Linked DNA regions of Mus musculus: regions 2 and 3 are each linked to region 1. Evidence: chromatin loops called from intact Hi-C (ENCODE). Cell type or tissue: left cerebral cortex. All regions are shown on one strand.

Evidence for each region. Peaks named below come from ENCODE experiments on the same cell type or tissue, not always from the same donor. Only the 100,000 strongest peaks of a DNase experiment are listed, where the experiment ranks them.
Region 2: a loop joins it to region 1, with 3 times the contacts of the local background. A loop is called at or near these places in 13 of 42 quality-filtered maps.
Region 3: a loop joins it to region 1, with 2.5 times the contacts of the local background. A loop is called at or near these places in 7 of 42 quality-filtered maps.

What each region holds. Positions count from the first base shown.
Region 1 is chr9:75,258,794-75,266,793 of GRCm38, forward strand. It overlaps Myo5c (myosin VC), which reads left to right. Exons shown (of 41, transcript NM_001081322.1): 11 at 3,415-3,496; 12 at 4,192-4,332; 13 at 7,275-7,400. Among named protein-coding and RNA genes, the nearest start is that of Gm33750, 25 kb to the left of the region's middle. In left cerebral cortex, CTCF peaks have their summits at 1,063 (motif pointing right) and 3,675; DNase peaks (open chromatin) are centred at 2,657, 2,837 and 3,655; H3K27ac peaks cover 1,653 bases.
Region 2 is chr9:74,905,590-74,913,589 of GRCm38, forward strand. No RefSeq gene overlaps it. Among named protein-coding and RNA genes, the nearest start is that of Fam214a, 43 kb to the right of the region's middle. In left cerebral cortex, no CTCF peak of the experiment used is centred here; DNase peaks (open chromatin) are centred at 3,848 and 6,542.
Region 3 is chr9:75,194,143-75,202,142 of GRCm38, forward strand. Myo5a (myosin VA) reads left to right here. Exons shown (of 41, transcript NM_010864.2): 32 at 1,984-2,058; 33 at 3,501-3,594; 34 at 7,130-7,276. Among named protein-coding and RNA genes, the nearest start is that of Myo5c, 34 kb to the right of the region's middle. In left cerebral cortex, a CTCF peak has its summit at 3,383; DNase peaks (open chromatin) are centred at 358, 901, 2,419 and 3,294; H3K27ac peaks cover 7,597 bases.

The DNA of each region.
Region 1 (8,000 bases):
ACCAAAGCTTGGAAGAATTAAGCTGTTCACAGCAGGTCCCTTGGCAGGGGGATGTGAGCCATGTCAGTCCCCTACAGGTCCCTGAGGTACTGAGCCCTGTCATACCCTCCTGTTCCCCAGGGGCAGTGCCAGTTATGGCTGCTTGGCGTCCTCCCAGTCTGCCTGGCCTGCTGTCTCCTGCCCTCACACACCTGTGTTCCTGTCCTTTCCTGAGAGATAAGGGCTTGGGTCGCCCCACCCCTTCTTTAATTGTCCCACCCCTTCTTCAAACAGCGCAAAGCTTGGGCCACTTTGGAGTTTGGTTTCATCTTTCTCTCTGCCCTGTCCTGCTTTTCTGATCCGGGGTCCAGCTCCTGTTGAAGGTGCTTGCTGAAGGCAGGGTGGAAGCTGGCATGGAGGTGATACCAGGTGGCTTTCTAGTTGTCAGAAACCCCCCTCTCCTGTCCCTGTTCCTGCCAGGCTCTTAGGACTGCACTGGCTTCTCCACAGGACACTGGGAAGATTATCCCAGCAAAGACTTGATGCTTTCCGTCAGTTAGGGGCTCTTCCCCACATGGAGGGAGGGGACTGGGCCTTCACATGGAGGGAGGGACAGTCCATCAACTTTTCACCCAGGTAGAGAGCCAGCTGTTCCAATACCTGTTCCAGATGTTGAGGGGAGATACTGAAGGGAGTGACTGTTTAATATAGATTTTAACTGATTACTCATGGCTCGCAAGAAAACCTAGCAACAGTTTGAAAATACTAATACAGGACTGGATTAGGCTAGTAAATTATTTACCTTATCTTATCCCAAGAAATAATTTGAGTAACCAGTAAAAAATTGAATAAAATTGGAAAATAATAGAATAGCCTGGCTTAAAAATCTTACATTGAGGTGGGGAGTGTTTGCTGTATCTTCCAGAACTTGCCTTTAAAAACGGTGGACTTCTTAGCTTAGGAATATATTTCTTCATTTTTTTTTAATGATTTATTTTTATAGATATGTGTATGTATGTGTGTACACGTCCATTTGTGCCTATGTGGGTGTAGTACCCATAGAGTCCAGCAGAGGGTATCCTATTCCTGGCACTGGAGTTACAGGCAACTGTGAGCCACTCAACATGGGTACTGGGAACTGAACTCTGTCCCTCTGCATGAACAGTACGCCCTGTTAACTACAGAGCCACTTGTTTATACTTTTACCTAACAAATAATTACTTGCCAGGCACTGTGTGATGGAAGGCCTTCTGGGACGTCATTTTACTAGTGAAGGAGGCAAAGAAGTCAGGGTGATTACTGTGAGAGAAATAATGTGTGCACTTGTGTGCACGCATGTGTACATGAGTGTACGTGTGTTCGTGTGTGTGTGTGTGTGTGTGTGTGTGTGTGTGTGTGAGCGCGCGCTCGTGTGAGTGTGTGCGTGAGTATTAGGATGGGAAAGGGAATTCAGATCCACAGAGTTTGAGACCACTGTAATGAAGAACTTGGGTCTTGCAGCTAAGCAGCCTATTATATGATAAAAGTGTTTACACCTTTAAAAACTTCTCAGAGTCCATTAAATTTTCTAGTTGGAAAATGATACTCTTGCGTAGCGGTTATTAAAATGGTGCATGAATTCATAGCTCCCCTCTAAGTGGCAGATCTTTGTGGCCCAGGGTGAATCACTTCCTAGCACTCTGGCCTCTGTGTTAATCTGGGTCCTAACATGTATTGTACCTTCTGAGGGAACTGAGCTCAGCTTAACCTGGACATGACAATGGCTGCTATGAAAAGTTAGCATCCTTTAACACAGATAAAACTGCAGCTGGGAGCTTTGAGGTCCAAAGTACAAAGTGAAGGAAAATTTTTATTTTTGATGTCCCAGACTATCCTGTGTTTATGTTCTCTGGACCAGGGTTGAAAATGTCTGGACCTGAGGTTAGACCTCTGGGCTAGCCTCTCCAGCACTCTAATGGCACGTTTTCAGCCACTGAGGACCTCTCCCGCAGGGCTCTCAGGACAGTTAGATGGAAAAAGTCACCAAGCCATCTTGAGCCTTAAGCCCTGGTCTTGGTGCAAACCACAGTCACAGACAGCAGCGCCTCTAGCATCTTAAGCCATAGGTCCCTGGGTTTTAAACTTCAGCTCACAGTACCTACAAAGGATCATTGTTTGACAGTGTGCCCTACTGTGGGAAACCCTGCTCCTTTTGGCCCTGACCTGGTCCCTCCCAGGTCCAAACCGGCTTCCATTTCTGGTGCGTGAATGATACAAAGAATGGTGAACAGTCACCCTGGAGCTGGAGCTGTCCGGGAACCTATGGCAGGGCAGTGACCCCATAGGACCAGAGCCACAAGGGACAAAGCCTTGGGCATGAAGAGGAGGGTGGAAGATGGGGATACAAGCTGCCTTTTGGGTACCATTGACTGTCCCCTGGGTCTCACCATGGCCTCTTGGACTCTGACCCTTCCTGAAACGATGACCTTATATTAACCCTCCACCTGAGGCAGAGTTAGAGCAAAGAGAAGTGAGGCACACAAAGGCTGGCATTTCTAAAGGCTTCCTCCTCCGGACAGGATGCTCGTCCCCACTCCCCCTCCCCCATCCACCGCCAGAGGAGTCAGTGTACACTGTAGTAAAATGTACACTGCAGCCTCCTCGTGAGAATCAGCTAATGTGAAATCCTGGACTAGGCCCACGTATAGCCACAGCTGGCAAGAGCTAAGCGAGGCTGATCCTTAAGACAATCCTGTTTGTCACAGGCCCCAAGGGGCTCACTGCTGTGCAGTAACCAGCCAGTCCCCCATCTTTGTATTGTGTCTGACTGCTCCAGGCTCTTGAGTTTACAAGTCAGTCGCCTGGGTAACCCTAGAGACAGCTATTAAAGCCTAAAGGACAGACAGGGATGTGTGTGGCTTCCTGCTGGGCTGAAGAACTCTGAAAGCCAGCCTGGGGAAAGGCAGAGTCGTCAGAGAGAGAGGAGAGTGTTCTCCTATTGAAAGCTCAAGCGCTACTGCCAATCAGGCTCAGTGCTATGCCCTGAGAAATGGAGCCAACCCCTCAGCCATTTTCTGTCCTGTAGAGGGAGGACAGTAATGCTGACACCAGTGTTACATGGATTAATCATTGTGCCGCTTGCTTGCGACAGGTCTACTGTAATGCCTGGTTTGGGGAGGGAATCATGTACAGTCAGATTCGATGCAGGAGACAACCAGTGGGGAAAAGGGTAGTCTGTCAACTGACTGCCAGCTTAGAAGGAACCAGCAAGCAGCTTTGAAGTAGTTTAAACTTGCCGAAAACATAGCAAACCTCTTAAGCTATGGAATCGTTAAACACACACACACACACACACACACACACACACACACACACACACACACACGTATGCATTAGTTACAATGAGCATTAGGTCCTGGGCTTGCTTTCATTTTAATTTGTTCAACTGTGTTTCAGTTTTGAGACCTTTGATGTAAACAGCTTTGAACAGTTCTGCATCAATTACGCTAATGAAAAACTACAGCAGCAGTTTAACCTGGTAGGTGACTTTTTGTCTTCCTGGGGCCGATGCTCAGCCCTCTGCGTGCACGACTTGGGCATGAGCCTTTTCTGGTTCCTCATTCAGGAATCCAAGCATGCCTGGGTTAATAGATAAAAAAAATGTTCCTGATAGCTAGAGCTATACATTGAGTTGCTATGCCGCTCTGTGGCTATATCTTGAAACTGCACCGCCATCTTTGACTTCCGTTTTGGAACAACTTGTGACACTTTCCTCCCCATCTATCACCTGTTTCCTTCATCCTCCAGGAGGAGCCTCCTTGAAGCCCTGAATTCTAGTATAGGTTTTGCACACTGCCTACATAGCCAACAACCTCTGTGACTGCCCTGCCCTGGTTGGGCTGATCCAGGCTGTGGAGGCTGCTTTTGTCCCCAGAGAGAGAGCAGCAGTGGCCCACAGCCACTGGGACTCAGGCAGCTGTGTTGGTGGTGACACTTTTTTGGTCCAGGCCTGACCTAGTGGAAATGGAGAATCCACTCAGGATGGTGTCGGGGTGACAGCCAGACCCACTGGAGACCTCTTAGTGGCTTTGACCTGGGGAGGGGGATGGGCAGTGTTCCAGGGTCTTCCTGATCACAGAGCGGACCTTCATCTGCACCTTCCAGGCTTGTATCAAGCCCTTCATGTCTCTCTTTGACGTTGTCTAATGTCCACCTTATCTCTGGGCTCCCCAGCACGTCTTTAAACTTGAGCAAGAGGAATACATGAAAGAGGACATCCCCTGGACTCTGATAGACTTCTATGACAACCAGCCTGTTATTGACCTGATCGAGGCAAAAATGGGCATTTTGGAGTTGCTGGATGAAGAATGCTTGGTAACTGTCAGAATAACTGGCTTCTTTTTCAGCGTCTGAGTAGCTACAGATGCACACACCGCCAATCGGTCCTTTTGGAGTTGTATATGAAAAACCAGATGTCTTACTCATTTGGTTGGATATTAAATCTGAGACACTCATGTGGACCCTGAACCCTGGGGGCATGACACTCCTGCGAATGGTGGAGGGGGACGTTTATTACATGTGAATGAATAAAAGACATAGGGAAAAAGGTAATCTGGAGGCTCCTGGGTATGGAGAGGGGAGAATTTATTATAGATATGCGGGAGAGCACAGCCAGAGGCAAGCACATCTGGGAGAGTCCAGAGTGGACCTGACCCAGAGCTGGGCCGTGTAAGGAGCGGGGTAGGGGAAGAGAGAGGGGCGAGCAGGGGAACCAGGTACTGCAAGCCAGGAGGCCCCAAAGGTACAAAGAGAGCAGGTAACCAAAATGGTTAGATTATATAGATAAGGGCAACCCATCCTCCTAGGGTAGGGGGCAGGGTCGGCCATCCAGGAGGGCCCTGGAACAGGTAGGGACTGAGGGATGCAGAGTGAACCTAGCAGCCAGGTCTTCTTTGCTATGTTAAATAGGCACCCCAGCCGTTTGTCTGGGATTTGAAATGTTAACAGAAGATATAAGGGAAAGAACAACCAGAGGCATCCAGAAGGGTCCAGACTGAACTGGGACATGAGAGGAGAGATGGGGCAAGAGAGGAAAAGAAGTAGGGGCAGAGAGGAGTCAAGAACTGAGAGACCAAAAGGCCATGTAGCCAAAAGGGCTGGATTATATGGAAAGAACAGCTGGGGGAAGGCAGTGAAACTCCGGAGATGGAGAGATGGAGAGTATGGGGCGGGTATGCCAGCCAGGATGACCCTGCAACAGGTACTAGTGAGCAGGGACTGGGGGCAACTGATGGCTTGGAAATGCCAAACAGGCACCTCAGTTAGCCATTTGTCCTGGTACCATGCACAACCCCCAGGGTGACGTAATCTTCAAGGCCAGCATGCAGACAGATGTATAGGGCATGCAGTGAATGGCTCCACCCTGTTTAGTGTGAGTCAGCCAGAGGGGGAGGGAGTGTCAACACCATGTGATTCCAGAGAACCTCTAGGAGTTTGGCTAACTTGTACCCTTTGGGAGGAGTGTCACTTAAAGGTGGGTCAACCCAGCACCATGCCCCAAGAACAAATAATCCCCTGGAGAGTATGAATGGGCTTGCAACAGTAGCTTGGAGACACTTGAGCAGTCACCCCTCCCCCTCAGCACCCAAAGATTTATTTGCTTAAAAATAATGATACAATATGTCAGGTCCAAAGGAAACCAAACAGTTAATGGTGTCGCCTGTTAGCATACCAAAATGCATACAGTCCTCCAAGTTCATTCAGTCCCTGTGGGCTCCTCTCAGCTCTCCTCACTCCCCACCCCCCACCCTCTCACTCCCACCCCCACCCCCCTATCCAAACCGCCTCCAGCTCAAGGGCTTCCCTTCCCCAGCTTCTCAATCCATTTCAGCTCTTGACTCCCTCTCTCTTGCCCTCTCTTGCCCCTCTCTTTTGGTCCTCTCTTCTCTTCCTTTCTCTTTCTCCTCCCTCCCTCTCCCTCTCCCTCTCCCTCTCCCTCTCCCTCTCCCTCTCCCTCTCCCTCTCCCTCTCCCTCTCCCTCTCCCTCTCCCTCTCCCTCTCTCTCTCCCTCTCCCTCTCCCTCTCCCTCTCCCTCTCCCTCTCCCTCTCCCTCTCCCTCTCCCTCTCTCTTTTCTCGGCCTGCTTCACTCTGCTGGCCATATTCTACTACTTTCTGTCTCTGCTGTGACTCTTCTAGATGCCTCTGGCTCCGCTCTTACCTCATATCTACAATAAAAACCTTCCCCTCAACCACACCTTGGAGCACATCACGTCCTCATTTTTATACACAATAAAACTGCCAATTCTCTTTGGGTCCTTCCTGGAATTCTCGGTTCCATGGTTCTTCCTGATCACCTTTTCCAGCACCACCTATGCACCAACTCTTGCAGGCATCAAGCCAGTGTTCTAGAATGTTCTAGAGGCAGGAGTATTGAGGTTAAGGTAGACTTCACATCTTTGTAAGTCCTGTAGGTGACCTGGAAGTCACTGAGCCACAGTGGAGTATGGGACTCACTCTGTTTGGGTTGAGTTTAACTAGTGGTGTTTAAATGCCAGCATTAGAAACAGGTTTTTCAAGGAGCTTAGCTGGAGGAAGTATGACCTTGGTTATGGGAGGCAGAAAAACCAAATAAAATCTATTTTCCCTGAGATGGGGGTAGGGAAGACACAAACCTGGTGTTGTCCTTCCTGTTCTGCTGGGAATGGAGTCAGGCTCCCATCCCATTCCTCTTTCCTTGAACTTTGAAGCTCCTGTGAGAAGAAGAATAAAATACTGCCTATTCTAGTTTATGCAAGTCTTCAATCCCAAGCATTGACAATGGTATAGCCATTTAACTACTGTGATAAATACTTCATATATTTGTTCATAATAAAAAAATAACTATGTATAAAGATTAATAAAGCCAAAGATACATGAATGTTTAGAATTGCTTAGAGCAGTGGTTCTCAACCTGTGGGGTGTGAGCCTTTGGGGGGAGTTGAACAACCCTTTCACAAGAGTTGCCTAAAGCCATTGGAAAACACAAATGTTTACACTACAATTCATAACAAAAGAACAATTACAGTTTTAAAGTAGCAACAAAAGTAATTTTATGATCAGCGGCTACCACAACATGAATAACTGTATTAAAGGGTCAAAACATTAGGAAGGTTGAGAAACAACCTGGAGGAAGGCCTAGAGGAAGAAGGTCCTCTGACTTGCAGTGGCCCCCTGAGGCAGCAGATGACCTTGGTGCCCCCAAATCAGCTTCCTCCCTCCCTCTGGACATCTTTCATCTCGTTCCCATACTTGAGATTTCCCTTGCTTTCTCTTCCAGTTGCCTCATGGCACCGATGAAAACTGGCTTCAAAAGCTGTATAACAATTTTGTCAACAAGAACTCGTTATTCGAGAAGCCTAGAATGTCAAACTCATCCTTCATCATCCAACATTTTGCTGACAAGGTACAGTGACGTCTTGACCACTGTGCCACACCCAGGTCAGAACTCTTCTGGTGTGGTTGGATTCAAGTCCCACTGAGGGGAGCTGGGAAGACAACTGGTCAGTAAGGTGTTTGGCTTACAAGCATGAGGACCTGCGTTCAGTCTCTCTTCAGACAAACCAGGCATGGTGACACACATCTGTAATCCATTAGGGGAAGATGTTTTACTGCAGGTAAAAGAGGGAAAAAGTCCAGAAGCATCTGGAAGAGTCCAGAGCAGAGAAGGAAGCAGACTGGGCATGCCCAGGACTAACACTGAGAGAAGGGAGAACAGCAGGAGGGACTAGTGGATAGACAGCAAGAAAATAGCACATGCGGGGGGGGGGGGGGGATGCACGACTAGTGAGATAGCAAGATAGAAGAGAAGAACTAAAAGAGCAGGACTAGAAGAGAAGAGCAGGTTATAAACCAAGTATCTGGGAGATACTTCCTGGAGGGATATGTCCTAGAAGTATCTCCTGTGAACTGGAGCAGGCCTGTGGGTTTGTGTCGGAAGCTCCAACACCACAGAACAGGTAAACTGAGGCAATTGATCGCTCAGCAGACTTTTCTCTGAGGGAAC
Region 2 (8,000 bases), 350 kb before region 1:
CCTGGGATGGGTTCATTCAATTTTCTCACAAACCAAATCTGCTCACTTCAGCATGAAGTTGTTCAAGTCAGCACCCTGCCCTGGTGAGCTCAGCTCTTTGTTAGTTGCAGAGCCCTGGGAAGCCAAACAATGTGTTTAAAACACCCAGGCTATCTGGGTACGAGGGTACACACACCTGTATCCTAAGATCGGACAGTGACCCGGGGGGCGGGGGATGGGGTTGGCTGTGAGTTCAAGGCTAGGCTGGGATGCATGGCAAAACACTGTCTTAATGCTCACCACAGACACACACACCAAAAGCAAGCAAGCTACCAAGTGTCCACTGAAGGACTTAACCTTAATCTAGCTAGGACCTTGGATAGGCACATTTTGCTCACAAAGCAAGAACCCCTTTAACTATGAAGGAGGTGTGTGGCTATTAGGACACATGCTTTCCAACACTGAGCGCCAAGGAGTCCTCGTCAAGCTGGGTTGTGCCAGCCGGGCTGAACTCCAGGGAGGACTAAGCCATAGGTGTGTTTATCATTCCTATCGGTGCTCAGAACAGAACCCAGGGCCCCCCTCGCACACGCTGAGCAAATGCTCCTACCACTGGGCAACACTGCCAGCCCTAAAGTATACTTTAATAATATTGCAGGTGTTGCCTTCCCTGCACAGAGATCCTTCTGTTTCTCATTTTTTTTTTCTACCCTGCCCAGCCAACCTTGTTCTTTCCCTTCATGGAAGTGGAAGGGCGATGGTGCCGAAATGTAAGCCCAAAGTCTCTGCTATGTCCCAAGCTTCTCCCAGAGTGACCTCCATCACCAAGCCTCAAACCAAACAAACAGAAACGGAAACCTATTTAAAGACATCCTTTCTGCCACTCCTAATCCACAGCCTGCTGCTAACTGGTGGAGGGGCATCCCTGCCTGCTCCCAGAGCAACACTGGAATACCCAGCTATTTCTCACCTGCTTCCTAGCAGTGTGGGACACCCAGTCCTCTCTGAGTGAACAGAACCCAGACGGTCTGCGGCTCAAACGTAGGAGATGTGAGGGTAGATTGGGGATTTCTTTTCGCTTGTATTGGTTTTGTTTGAGGCAGTCTCACTATGGAAGCTAAGATGGAACTTAACTAGGCAGCCCGAGATGGCTTCCAATTTTGCCTCTTCCTGCCTGAGCCTCACAGTGAGTGCTAGGATTTCAGGTGTGCTCTACCTCAGCCAAGCACAGATGAGCTTTTTGGAGTTGACTTCATCCGTAGTTTCTTGGTTCCTGTTGAGAACATCCAAGGCCACTGTCTGTGAATCTCAAGGTTTATTCCAAACTGCACAATCCAAGAAGTCAAGGCCAAGTTTATACATTCTCCCTCCTGAGGCTCTCCGGAGGGGTTAAAGGCATAGCTCTGAGGTCTGTGTGGCTGGAGGAACTAAAGACTCTAGAGAGAGACTTCAACTGCCCTCCCACCCTCGGGTGAGTCCTCTGATAATATTAACACAGAGCTTCCTGCTACCTCTGAAGTGGGTCCCTGAACTTGGGAGGCCTGGAACACATGATGCAAACAAGGGTGTGCCTGTCTCTTGCTGCAGAGTGCCTTGCCATAGCTCCGGTGAGTGTGAGAGGATGTGGGTCAGAGGCCTCTCCAGACTGTGGTGCAAGAAGCCTCCTGTAACACAGGTCCTGCCTACACTAGCCAGCCGACTGAGCAGAACTCAGCCACTCACAGAGGCAGCACAGGAGAGCTGTGTGTGTGTGTGTGTGTGTGTGTGTGTGTGTGTGTCCGTCCACAAACACTTTAGTTTGCTCTTCTTTTCTCCCCATGAATCTGGCCCCACTTGTGACTATTAACACCTGCTTTCAGGTCGCCAGAACAAGAATAAAACTGCAGCACAGCCACGCGTACCCTGGTCTTGTCGCCTTCCTTTTAAAGGCTGAAAATTCCAGGGAAAGGGAGAGAAAGTTGGTTTTTAAACTCGGTTCACATTTTAAAAAATAAAAATAAAAACACGTTTCTGGAGTCGAAATAACATCTTTCATAGTTAACCAAATTAACTTGTGCATTTATATCCTCGATACTATATAATTTGCAGTAAATGTTAAAATTTCCCAAATTGTCCCTAAAAATGCTCTTTATAGTGAGATTGTGGGAAGTAGTATCCAGTATAAGACCATACAATGTGCCTGCTTTTTATAGACCTGAAACCTTCATGTCTTTCTCAAGCCACTAAACTCCTCTTAGTCATGTTCTGACTCCTTGAAGACGGGGTCACCTGTCCCAAAGGATGCCAGGTCACTTGGTTGTGTCCAGCACTTTTTCTACTGATTTTCTGCAAGCTGGAAGTTGTATCTCCGTATCCAGATTAAATATTCTGAGGTGTTAGGATTTTAAGCTTTTAGACAGGATCTTATTACCCCACGCTGGGGAAACTCACCATACAGCCAAGGTTGAACTTGAATGTCTGATCCTCCTGCCTCCACCTCCTGAGAGCTAGGATTACAGGTGTGCTTGTTACTCCTGGTTTCTAGTGACGAAGCCTCATCCTCAGCCACTCTAAGAAAAAGTGCTACACAGAAGAGTTGACTTCTGTAAATGATGAACACCTAAGTCACATAGAGTGTCACGCATGCATATACTGCTCAGTGAGACTACATTCATCTTCCTCCTGGGAAACACAGATCCCACTCTGTGTCACACAGAGAGGGGGCTACTTGTAACTGTGTGTAGAATATGGCAATTTGGGAGAAATCTATACAAAAGCTACCAGGATATTTAAAGCCATCACCAAGTGTCCTCCTGCTTTTTCTTTGACTCAGCTCTCTCTCTTTCTCTCTCTGTGTGTGTGTGTGTGTGTGTGTGTGTGTGTGTGTATGTGTGTCATGCCTGCTTGCCTGTCTGCCTGCCTGTCAGTCTGTTGTGTATGTGTGTCCATCTACTTGTGTCTGCTTATATCTATGTGTCTGTGTGTGTATCTATATCTGCCTACTTACCTGTCTGTCAGTCTGTTTGTGTGTGTGTGACTATCTACTTATGTGTGTGTCTGCCTACTTGTGTCTATGTTTCTGTCTTCTTGGAACTGCTTGTGTGTATGTGTGTGTCTGTATGTGTGTGTCTGTGTAGATATTTGTGTGTCTGTCTGCTTGTGTGTCTCTGTGTGTACCTGCTTGTGTGTGTGTATTTGTCTGTGTGTGTCTGCTTTTGTGTGTGTATTTGTCTGTGTGTGTCTGCTTTTGTGTGTGTGTCTGCTTGAGTGTCTCTGTGTGTGTGTGTGTGTGTGTGTGTATTTGTGTATGTGTGCCTGTGTTAGGAGGTGTGCTCATGAACCTTTTTTTTTTTTTTTTTAGTACTGGAGATTGAAACACATGCTAAGATACTAGTCTGCTGTGAGCTACAGCCCCAGCCTTAGGGTCTACTTTTTGACCCTCAGCCTTAACTCTACTCTTAGTATGCTCCTGGGCCAACCTTTCTGGTGACCACAAACCTGTGACAGATCCAGATGGGAGAGAACAAAGATAGGTGAGGCCGGATTCTCCAGGTCTTCAACAGCTATGAATGCCTTTCCTCTTTGGGTGGTGCTGGGGACAAAACCCAGGACCGTGTACACGCTGAGCACACGCTCTGCCACTGAGCCACACACATGGCCTCAATAGCCTCTAATTGAACCTGAAGCTTATTATGAACCCAGTTGGAAACATTTGCCCAGGTTTTAGGGAGCAAACACTCTGTTCTGTGAGCTTGTATCTAATACACATCACCTTAGTGACCTGCTCACGCCACCGAAGCTCAGCACCTTGGAATACAAAGGCTGGAAACCCCCTTTGTTTTCCAGTGTGTGGGGCACGAGCCTCTGACTCATCCTGGAGCCCAGCCAGCCTCTGAGTGCTGCAGGGTGAGCAGGGAACCGGGCAATGCCGGAGTCCCCAAGCACAAGGATCTTCCGACCAAACGAAGCTTCGAAAGCAAACAAATAAATAAAGGGGGTGGAGGCAGGTGCAGGGACACTTGGGACGTACTCACGTCAGCTAAAAGGCAAGGGCAATGCCAGCGGGCGGGCGGGCAGGCGCTGTGCGTGTGCCTGAACGCCTGTAGAACATCTTTGCTTGTGACCTTGGGGGTGACTGTGAGCAAGGTGCTTGTCCTGCCAGCATGAGGACCTGCGTTTGGATCTCTCACAAAAAGCCAACGAGGTGGCCCATGCGTATAAATCCCAGGGCTGGCCAAGCAGAAAGAGTAGGCTCTTTGGGGGCTTGCTTGCTAACCACCTACTTCAGCCTATCCGTGAGCTCCAGGTTTGGTGAACAGCCTCGTCTCAAAGAATCCGCCGAAAGGGCTGGAGAGATGGCTCAGGAGTTAAGAGCACTTGCTGGTCTTCCAAAGGGGTTCAGTTTCTTTCCCCCACATCTGGGTGCTCACAACCTCCTGTGGCTCCAGCTTCAGAGGGTTCGGTGCCCTCTCCTGGCCTCTAAAATTGCTACACCTCTGTCTCTCTGTCTCTCTCTCTTTCTCTCTGACTCACTCTCTCTCTCTCTCTCTCTCTCTCTCTCTGTGTGTGTGTGTGTGTGTGTGTGTGTGTGTGTGTGTGTGTGTGTGTGTGTGTGTTTTAGGAAATGGTCTCTTCTCAACCAAGCTGGCCTTGAACTCACTAACTGACCAAGAATGGCATTGACCTTCCTGCCTTCACCTCTAGAGACTAAACCCGAGGTTTTGTGCAAGCTGGCAAATACTCTACCAATTGAGCTATTATATCCTCAGCCCCCTGGGAGTCCTGGAGATACTTCCTTTAACTTGTTTCTGACACAGAAGTAGAGTTGGGGCAGCTAACCTCATTCATGTCCCTGTAGGAAAGGAACAGGAAAGTTACCTCCATATCAGCTGCCTCAGCTCGATGAGGAAGAGATACCAGATATATATAGGCCTATTACCAAAAACCAGAATGGCAGGTCAGCTATTTAGGGCTTCTTAAGGTGTGCATTAGTCATAAGGCTGGCTGGCACGTGTCTGGGACAAACCAATTCAACAGGAAATTGATCCCATTGCAGTACAATGGGCGTATTCGGAAGCAGGTGTACTACACACAAATGATCTCTGGAAATTGGGGGAGGGTGGTTTTTCTTCCCAAGGCAGAGTGAAGAATCGGGGCAGGGTGGCACAAGCCTATAATCCTAGCATTTAGGAGATGGAGGCAGGAGGACCAGGAATTCAAGGCCAGTCTTGGCTACATAGTGAACTGGAGGCCAGCCTGGCCTACATGAGACCTTGTCTCAAAAAACAGAGAGTGTTGGTCCAGAGACATGGCTCAGTGGTTAAGAGCACTCACTGGCTGCTCTTCTAGAGGTCCTGAGTTCAATTCCCAGCAACCACATGGTAGCTCACAACCATCTGTAATGGGATCTGATGCCCTCTTCTGGTGTGTCTGAAGACAGCTACGGTGTACTCACATACATAAAATAAATAAATCTAAAAACAAACAAACCACAGAAAGTGAAAGAATAATGACTTAACATTGTCTTTTTCCTTTGAGACAGGGTCTCACTGTGTTGCCTAGGCTGGCCTTGAACTCCTGAACTAAGATGCTCTTCCCAGCCCTAGCCTCCAGAGTAGCTGGGATTGTAGGTGTGACCCACCACCCTCAGATTTGGTACAAAAATATCAAGCAAGTATGCTATCTCCACAAACCTCCCTCAGCCTGTGTGCGGGACTAGGACATCATGCTAGTTTCTTCCCAGTTAGTGGTCATTGTATTTACCCTTAAGAGAAAAGCAGGGAATGGCTTTGGTTCAAAAGAAATAATCATAAAACTAATTCTGATTACAACATGATATGACCTTTTAACTCGCAGTGCTCTCTTTCTCTCCCTCTCTCTCTCTCTCTCTCTCTCTCTCTGTGTGTGTGTGTGTGTGTGTGTGTGTGTGTGTGTGTGTGTGGCATGCAGATGCCAACAGAGACCAGAAGAGATCATTGGATCCCCTGGAGCTGGAGTTAACATGGCTGTGAGCCATGTGGCTTGGGTGTTGGGAACCTAACTGCTCTGCCAGTCCAGGCCCTGGCTCTTTCGATGTAGCCCTGGCTGCTGCCCTGAGATCTTAACTCCTTCTGCCTCCACCTCTCCCCTAGCTGAAGTTTCAGGCCTGTGCCACCACACTCTGCCTGTTAAAGGCCTTTCAGAAAACACCCTATTCAAGAGTCTAAATCAAGCCGGGCGTGATGGTACACACCTTTAATCCCAGCACTCAGGAAACAGAGGCAAGCGGATCTCTGGGGATTCAAGGCCAAGCTGTGGCTACCGCACAGAGAAACCCTGTCTTGGAAAACAAACAAAAGAGTCATATTTTTTCAGCAATGAATTATGTTTGGAGTTCACCACTGGTCTAAGAACAAGCTGAGCCCTCAGAAATCTTTCAGACGGGACAAGCTGAGGGCTGGCTTCTGTATGAGAGCTAGTGTCTGTCCATTCTCAGTACCCTCCAGGAAGCCCCTCAGGCTGGAGGGGAGGAGAGCTGTTTCCAGATTCCCAAGTCCTCTCAGCCACAGGCTGGCTGCCTTCTTTATGACTCCATTCCTGTCTGCCCACTCCCCCGGCTTCCTGCCTACTCAGCCTTCTCCCCAGCTGTGTTTTATCTGATAGCTTGTTAGAAATGCAGCCCAAAGTCATAGGACTCCTATGACCAGAGGCTACATGGCTACTGAACCTTTGAATCTGTCACTTAGGTCCCCTGTTCATTCCTTCAACAGCATGAAGTGACTCATTTGTCAGAACCCATAACAGAGTTCAGCTACTTTGGCTTTTATTTTAAAGTTTATGCAATATTTATATACAATTTTAAATATCATTACTATATAAAATATATATCATATAATATATACATAGTATATTGACTCACAACCAATATATATATATATATATATATATATATGAAAGAGAGGGAGTATCTTATGGAGGCTGACTTGAACTCTCTGTGTAGTCAAGGGTAACCTTGAACTTTGGAATCCACCTGCCTTTACCTCTCAAGGGCTGGGATTCTAACCAGGTATCACCACCCCTGGTTAGGCCGCACTGAGAATTGATTGAGCCAAGGGTTTTGTGCAGGCGAGGCGCTACCAACTGAGCTCCACCCCCAGCCCCTGGTCTTAGCACTTTTAAAAAATCAGAATTCATCTTCAGACCAAGTCGCCATCCTGGGAGCGACTGCAAGGTCTGAACACCTGTTGCCCTCCAGGCTCAACTAGACAATCTCCGTCCTTCTGTGCGGCTTCTTAATTGGAAGTAAACCTGGAAACCATTGCCAGACAGCCCGTGTGAGTCACAACAGGTGGCTGTGTGCTTTCCTTTCCGGGTGAGACGAGAACTTTAGTTTCTGTCCCCTCTGCTGTGTCTCAGGAAGATCAGGGCTGGTGAATAATTCAGGATTATCCGCCTCATCCATGAGATCATTTCCTTCAGAATGGAAGGTGCTTTCTTCACCTCTTCAGAGACTTTCTAAATCAGGCCTGAGACGGAATCATTTTGTTGTTGAAACACACTTAGACCACTTAGTAACCACAGCCTACCCCGTGGTCTTGTTTGACGCAATGTTGACAAGCAACAGATGTCTGGTTGTTAAACGTGAAGGCGACACACACTGCAGCTGGCATTGCCTTATGGGCTGTGTGAGAGGCATTGTGAGAGTCGACCTCTGTTTTCACGGCTTTCTCAGGAACAGTTGGTCCCTGGTTCTTGGAAAGCCTGAGTGGTAACAAATAGCATTTGTACAGGTCTAAGGGCGTAAGGAAAGACAGAGCCCGCTGGGGAAGGTTGCTCAGGAAGACAGCACAGGGTAAAGCTAGAGCAAGAAAATGCTCACAGAGTACCTGAGGCAGCAGGGCCCAGGATACGAAACAGGACCTGCCATGGAATCTGACTTCTTGGGATCACTGGGCTGGTAGAAGGTACGGGAAATTTCTCGGGGATACAGGTAAAATGTGAGCTGAGTCCCAAAAGCAGAACATCGGGGCACGGGAAAACTGTGGTCAGCTGAGGGTGGGAAT
Region 3 (8,000 bases), 65 kb before region 1:
GAGAGGGGCAGTGACCCTCTGCTGTATGTTCTTTTAGAAAAAGCACAGCCTTTTCTTTTTGGGAAAGATACTCTGCTGTCCCTAATAGAAAGGAAAATATGAATGTGTTGGTAGAAATGAATCAAAATAATAAAATCGTACCGACTATTTCTCATAGCAGTCTCTTGAGCAGTTGAGCCCCTCAGACCTCACATGGAGTGTCTGGTCTGGCCTGGAGTCTCCGGAAGAGAGTAACCTGACTACCTGCTAGGCTTTGAGTGGCAGGGAGACACAGCTACAGACCATTTTCCTCTGATCTCAGGCATCCAGGGAGGAGGCCTTCCAGCCTGTCTAGCCGACAAGCCAGGGAAGATTCTTGGTTGAGTCAAGCAGGAGCTATGTGTTGTCACTGGATACAGAGCTTCTAAAACGGGGCAGAGGGACTAGAATTGAACTTGGCACATTCTCTCGTTTTAAGCAGAGCCTGTATGGTAAAGAGGAAGGTGATTTTGCTGTTCCCCTTCCAGATTCTGAATGCTCACACAGACTCTCTAAGACCTTCTTTTTTCTTATTCCTTCCATTTTTTTTAACCAAAATAAAATATCTTCTATATTTTTCTTTATCACATTTACATCTATGTAAATTTTACAGATATACTTATTGCATAAAAGTCAGTTAAAGATTATAATTATTCATTTTTGCATAAAATCTGTTCTCTAGTGACAGATGAAAAAGTAATACCTTTTAAGATCCACAGTAAGACGTGTCTGAATTTCTCTGAAGGTCTAATTCCATTAGTGATAACTGAGAGTACAGATAGTTCTCTACCACCATATGTTCACCCATATTTTACCTAGATTGGAAAAAGTGTTTTCTTTCCAGTCTACTGTGTGTATGAAGCTCCGTGGTAGGAGTTGGGGAGGAGCAAGGACGGTGCCTGTGCTCTTTCAGAGCAACTGCACCTTGATAGGGACGGCTTCTGAGTCAGAAAATGTTCTTCAAAAGTTATGTTTTACTCTCTTTGCTGATATGACTAACAATGCTGTTGATGATTAATTGATAAATATGTGGAATAATACTGACTGATCAGTGTACAGATTCTTTGCTTCTGAGTGATTGCCTTAAAATGCTGACAGTGTGTGAAATGGGTTTGTTTCTGGGTGGCAGATTCTAAATTTGTTCACTAAGTTAATCAAGTGTTGCTCACCCTTATAACTCTTCTGTACTATCAGTATTTTGTATCTAACTCAGAAATGAACAAACCTTACACTCAAAATAGAAGTCTCTGGTTAGTTTGTTTTAGGCTATCCTTTGCAGATCATCTGCTTGTGCCATTCGTTACACTGACTGCTAATTTGAAGAATATTATCAAAGTCAAGTGTATGAAAGGATATTCTTTCTCAGTTTTAATTACACATTTGTTAGGATTCACTTGAGCAGAATATTAAGGTAAGCACGTCTGGGCTTAGTGCTTCTGAAGTTTTGCTGCACATGAACACACACGCACACACACTGAACACACACCAGCACACATAGGAATGGCTTTCTTACTCCTCAGGTGCACAGGCTTCACAGGTCTCCCCATGCTGCCTCTCACCAGCTCCACAAGTTGCAAACAGGACCGGGGTGCTAGCAGTGCTCCTTCCTGCCTTTTTATGTCATTGCCTTCCTTGCCCTTGCTGCTCTGATAGTGACTGGACAAGCAGCAGCTTGAGAGAGTCACATGTGAGGGAGCAGTAAAATGCTGGGAACTGAAACGTCAGCCTTCTCTGGTCACTATGGTTCCCTGTTCTAGTGACAACATCCTGGCCATCACCTATTTCCACTGTTCATGTGAAATAGAGACTCATCTATACATGGTAATAGCAGGTGGCAAATTGGAACCTGTGAGTAGATATAGTTTCGTTACATGTGTTTTAAAGTATTTTTAAGTTAATTTTGCTGAGAGGTAGCACTTGCTCAAAGACACAAGAAACAAATATCCATTGTACCTGTTTTTTCAGTATTTTGAGGAATTATATGCAGATGACCCTAAGAAGTATCAATCCTATCGGATTTCACTTTACAAAAGGATGATTGTATGTAAAACACAGTGCTTTTCTGTTGTCCTCTGCTACTTCTAGCCTTCTCTAACTGAAGAGCACACTGCTGTCTGTCACTGCCCAGGAGGTCTCTTCAAAAATATTCACAAAATCTCTTCCCCCCACCCCCCACAGCTATCTTTAGCCAGCTATCTTTTGGTGTCCCGTGTCCACTGTGTTTGGTTTGTTGTTAACCCAAGGCTTACAGTGTGATGGAAGCAATTGATTTCAAAGATAGAGTCAAATTCAGGAAGCATAACCCAGCACTGGGAATGTGAGCAGCTGTTTCCTCAGAATCACTAGTCAGATGTCTGAGCCCAGTTCTGAGCAAGCTAGAGAATGAATCAGCATTATCAAATGCTGTTCTTCTCTAAGACTCAGTGGCAACCCCCAGCCAGCTCCACTGACTCATGTCTGACCTTTCGAAGCTTTCTTAGTCTGGTCATGCCCACTTCCCTCTTCCTGAGTATCTAACTGCCTGTCCTTGGAGAGAATTCTTTACTAAATAAAGCCAGTATCTTACCTTCCATTTAAAAACACAGGTTTTCTTTCTCTCTTTTTCACATTTTACATTAGGCACTCAAACTTCATTTTTTTTAAATATATATATTGTGCAAGATTTGTGGGTATCTTTTATTACCTGGCATTTGGGTCTTATGCCAGCAGAACCCCACTCCCACCCCGAGGCAAGCTTTCACTACAACCCAGGCGGGCCTTGAATTCTCTCTGACTTCCTGGTACTTGGGTTATAGTCATGTACCTTCATGCTATGTAGCAGAAAGTTCTTTATCCTTTTGTTGTTATTACTTTTTTGTTGTTTGATTTGGTTTTGTTTGGCTTGTTTTTTTAAGGCAGTCTCTATATGTAACTCTGGCTGGCCTTGAACTCACAGAGATCCACCCACTACTGCCTTCTGAGTACTTGAATTAATGGTGTATGCCAGAACACCTGGCTCAGCTTACTTTTAGTTTCCCCAACTTCTTCATGTTTCGTAGGCGTTAAGGCTGAGTTTAGAACAGGTAACGCATAGCTGTGCTTTACTCACGGAGGGTCAGTCTTTTCCTAAGTGCAGCTGTCCTCAGCTCTCACAGACCTTGTATGCACTCATCAGAGCTCATCTTTGCCCAGTCCCCCTCACAAGTGACAGTGAGTCTGAGATGTTTCCATAGGAGCCTGCTGGGAGGCTTCCATCACGCTGTAGGCTGTAGCTGTAAGGAGCTCACTGCAGTGTCAGCCTTGCCTTCACTCACCGCAGTGTCAAAGCCTTGCCATCACCGGAGCTGCACCTCCTTTGTCTGCCAGTTTGAGCCAGGCGGTGGCTCCACCTGCAGCTTTTATGTGAAACTAACAGTGTGTTGCTGTGATTCCATCTGTGCGCCCTTTGTGCCTGTGCTGAGCCTGTTCTCATCTTTCTGACATAATTCTCATTTTGATCCTAGGATCTGATGGAACAACTTGAAAAGCAGGATAAAACTGTCCGGAAACTGAAGAAACAACTGAAAGTCTTTGCCAAAAAAATTGGTGAACTAGAAGGTACTTAAACATTTTTTAACAGCATTTGTCAAATTTTATGTCCATTGCTAGTGACCTGGTAGAGAGTTACAGGTGAGTTTTTAGAGAAAATAATCAAAATTACTTTTGACAATCTTAACCTCTGCGGAATGAAAAATTCTTCTATGTATGGGAATAATTTTCCTAGTAACATAACAGTAAGTTACAAAGGGAGAAAATTCATTCAACAAACAGCTAACACATGCCAGAGTCTGCCCTAGTCAGTACAGCATGTGCTTAAGAGCAAGGATTCTAGAGCCAGCTTCTTGATTCAAGTCCTGTGCCTCTCTCCTACCTACTAGGCTCAGAATATGTGCGTGGTGCTGAGCCTCTCCATGCCTCAGTTTTCCCACATCCTCACTGGGAATGATAATGGTGCCTCTCAAACATGGTCTCTAAGAACTGAATGAGTTAATGTGGGCGGCACATCTGCAATAGCAACATACCTGCTACACACAATCTAATTGTTACCACTAGAGCTACAAAAGGGAATGTGGTAGAGTATCCTCAAAGAACTCACGACCTAATAAAAAAAAAGAAATTAATCAGGAAATATGAATTATAATTATAAAGAAACATGATTTTTAAAATCATTTCTATATAAAAAAGGTATGCTCCTTGAGAAAAAAATCCATGGAAGCATACTGCTGTTGTCCTGTGAGTTAGTCTGATCATCCAGCAAGTTTTATTGCGTGTGCCTAGGTGCTGGTGCAGTTGCAGGTGCTTGAGATCCAGCTGTGAGTGAGACCAAAGCAACCACTGAGTTCATTCCAGCCACCCTCTCACATCTCAAGGCACCTGAGGAACAGAACTTCAAAGATAAAATTCCCTTTAAGCCATTTTAACCACAAATGATGTGCTCATCCTGGCCATCTATCATATTCTCTACTTGTCATCTTTGTGACTCTCATGTGGCACAAAGGATAGAAAGAGCCCACCACTCCATCACACTGAGTCATAACTGTTCTTCCGTCTGTCTGGCAGTCCCAGTCAAGCCCTGCTCATTCTGTGGAACTAAAGGCACTTGTCACATCCTCAGAAGCATCCTGATCGCACCACCAACCTCAGGACCTGCTTTCTGTATTTGGTTCATACTTTCTATGGTTTTTCACTCTTAAATTTTTGGCAGTTTTTCTGTTTGAATTACTGGTTTCTATGCTTGACTAAGAGCTTTCTGGGCATGGAAATCACCTCTTATTTTTCACAGTTACAACAATGAACATAGTTTCTGACCTTTGATAACCCTTCTATTCTTGACTGAATAAATAAGTTTTAAAAATATTTAGAGCATATAGTGCCACAGATGTTAATGTCAAAGAGGTTATTACTCTCATTAATATGCAAATACTGAAATGTTTGTTTAGATATCAGAACAATTACTTTATAACCACATATTTTGTATAGACCATTAACATTACATTATTCATATATTACATTAAAACTTGTGAAACTCCAGGGGCTGGGGAGCTGCCTTGGTGTATAAAGCACTTGCTATAAAACTGTGAGGACTGGATCCCAAAATCCTGCATAAGCTGCTGTCAGGCATGACCACTGCCTGCAATCCTAGGTTTAAAGTGCCAGGGACAGGTGATTTCCCACAAACTGTCTAGCTGGACAAGCTGAAACAACAAGCTCTGTGTTCAGGGAGAGACTCTACCTCTCAACACATGAGGTAGAGATAAATGAAGAAAGATACCCAATATAACCTTGAGCCTTCACATACACACATGTGCATCGACCTACATGCTTACATGAACATGCATATATTCCATGCATACAAATACAAGAAGAAAAAGCTTCAAACCCCAGGTTTATATATATGAGCTATAATGTTTATCAGCAGTACTTAGAAATCCAGGTTCTTTTTTACAGAGAACTTTCTACACTGAACTGACGCCATGGCAAGACAGGAGAGTATTTGTAAAAACTCTGCTATAAGGGTATTAACCTGTAAGGTTATTAAATTAGTGGCTCTTTGCCAACATTAATGAATGTGAATAAATATAAAAACCGTTTTTATCTCACATTTGAAATCAGTTTCTTAAATGGTATGCTTTGAAATGTAATTAAAGAGAGAAGATATTTCAAGATGCTATTGGGCTATTATCAATTAGAAATCAAACTTTTCAGCTAAACTGTCCTGATAGCCAAGCAAAAAATAGTATTTATGCTAGAAGCTCATGGATTAAATAAGAAAAAGTCATATTTATTCTTAAGAAAATTTATATTTTGAGTTAAATTATTTGCATCTAGCTAAAATGAAATAGGCTCATATGCCTAGGGTACCTCCCTAGGTGTCCATTGTCTACACCCTGCCAAAGTAGTGAATAAACGTGACACACTCTTCTGACACTCATCTCTTTCTCTCTGGGTCTGTGTTCTATAGAAAAATACCAGTCTTTGTGCAACAAAGCACCATCTAATAAAAGTTTATTAATGCATATTAATGTTTTTTAATGTGTTAAAACATTTAAACCCTTTAGCCTTAAATTGAAATAGCAAGATTCTTGCCTTTCCTGTGGACTATATTTAATTGAGGACACTTTTTATAAAACACTTTTTAAGAGAAAAAAATGGAAAATAGAAATTATGCAGCTAAGTAGAGAGTGTTTCAAAATCTGGTCTTCATGGTGCTCTATTTTAATCCAGGAGTAGGTGTTATATCTTGATTTTCATTTAAAAAAAAAAAGTCAGACCTGAAAGTATCCTAGAAGCCAGGAACTTTTTTGATTTAAAAAACAAAACAAAACAAAACAAAACCCTAGAACTATAAGTTATTTACCCAATACCCTGCCTGTTAGATAGTAGGTCTAGAACCTGAGCCTTCAACATCTTGACTGTTACATAGTAGGTCTAGAGCCTGAGCCTTCAATATCCTGCCTGTTAAATAGTAGGTCTAGAACCTGTGCCTTCAACACCTTGACTGTTACATAGTAGGTCTAGAGCCTGAGTCTTCAACACCCTGCCTGTTAGATAGTGTAGCTCTAGAACCACAGCTTTCAACACCCTGCCTATTACATAGTAGGTCTAGAACCTCAACCTTCAATACCCTACCTGTTAGATAGTAGATCTAGAACCTTGGCCTTCTGATTTCTCTGCTCTAGATCCGTCTTTCCAGAATTTTTCTACTTGTAAGAAATTGTCTGAAAATTAGCTAATCATGAGTTTAACTACTTTTTGTTAGCAAATATGTTAAGTGGTATATGTGGGGACTTTTCTGTGATGCTGTGGATACTTTCAAAGTAAATCTGACACAAAACATAACCCCTTGCCAGGTTTTGGGTAGCTTTTTGATGTTACTACCTGTGTATCAGGCTCTAAAGCTGTCAGAGCAAAATTACCCTTTAATGTTGCTATTTACCCAGTTTGAGCAGGGAAAAACATCTTAAATGGGAGTGGGAAGCTAAATGGCAGAGATGAGGAGCCTCGGTTCTTATAGAGTCTGCTTGCTTTACAAGAGCATGGAGCCCTTTTCCTCCTGAAGAACATTTCTCTCCCTTTTTTATTTCTCCTGAAGTGGGGCAGATGGAGAACATATCTCCAGGACAGATCATCGATGAGCCTATCCGGCCAGTCAACATTCCCCGGAAAGAAAAGGATTTCCAAGGAATGCTGGAGTACAAAAGGGAGGATGAGCAGAAGCTAGTGAAGAACCTGATTCTAGGCAAGTGCTTTCTCCATGGGAAGATTCCTCTCAGCCAGGGCAGTGCTAGAAACACTCGTCACTAAGGTTTGAAGTCTGATTTAATATTCTCTTTAAATTATTTTCTTGACTGTCAGGATTGTGCAATGGTGCTTGTTGCTAAGCCTGATGATCTGAGGCTAGTCTAGGCCTATTCTATTCTGAGAGAAACAGAGCCCTGCAGACTGTCCTTGGGCTTCCACAGACACTCACACAGGCCCTCACACAGCACATGCAAAACAAATAAATGGTTTTTAAAAATTAAGTTGTAATACTTCTTTTGAGGCAGTGGTCCTGTTGTGTTGTCCAGGCAGTGGTCCTGTCATGTTGTCCAAAGGCCCTGGGAGTTACCACTCAGCTTCAGCTTTCTCAGCGTTGAAGGCCATAGACAGGATCCACTGGCAGGCCTAGCTCTGAAGTCTCTGAGTCATCACTTCATACTACATTAGAGAGCTGTGGTGGAGTCCTTACTGAGCATTCAGCATCAGTGTGGGACATGTGTCTAGGATCCATCTGTAAGGCTCCCTTGAAGCCAAGCCAGTTAGCTCTGGTTTCATGTTAAGATCACTCAGAAAATTTTGGTTTTGGTTTTGAGACAAGATCTCATGTATAGCCCATGCTAGCTTATAACATGATATATAACAAAAGCTTACTTAGAATTCATAGTCCTTCATTCTCTACCTCCCACGTGCTAAGGCCTATGTGT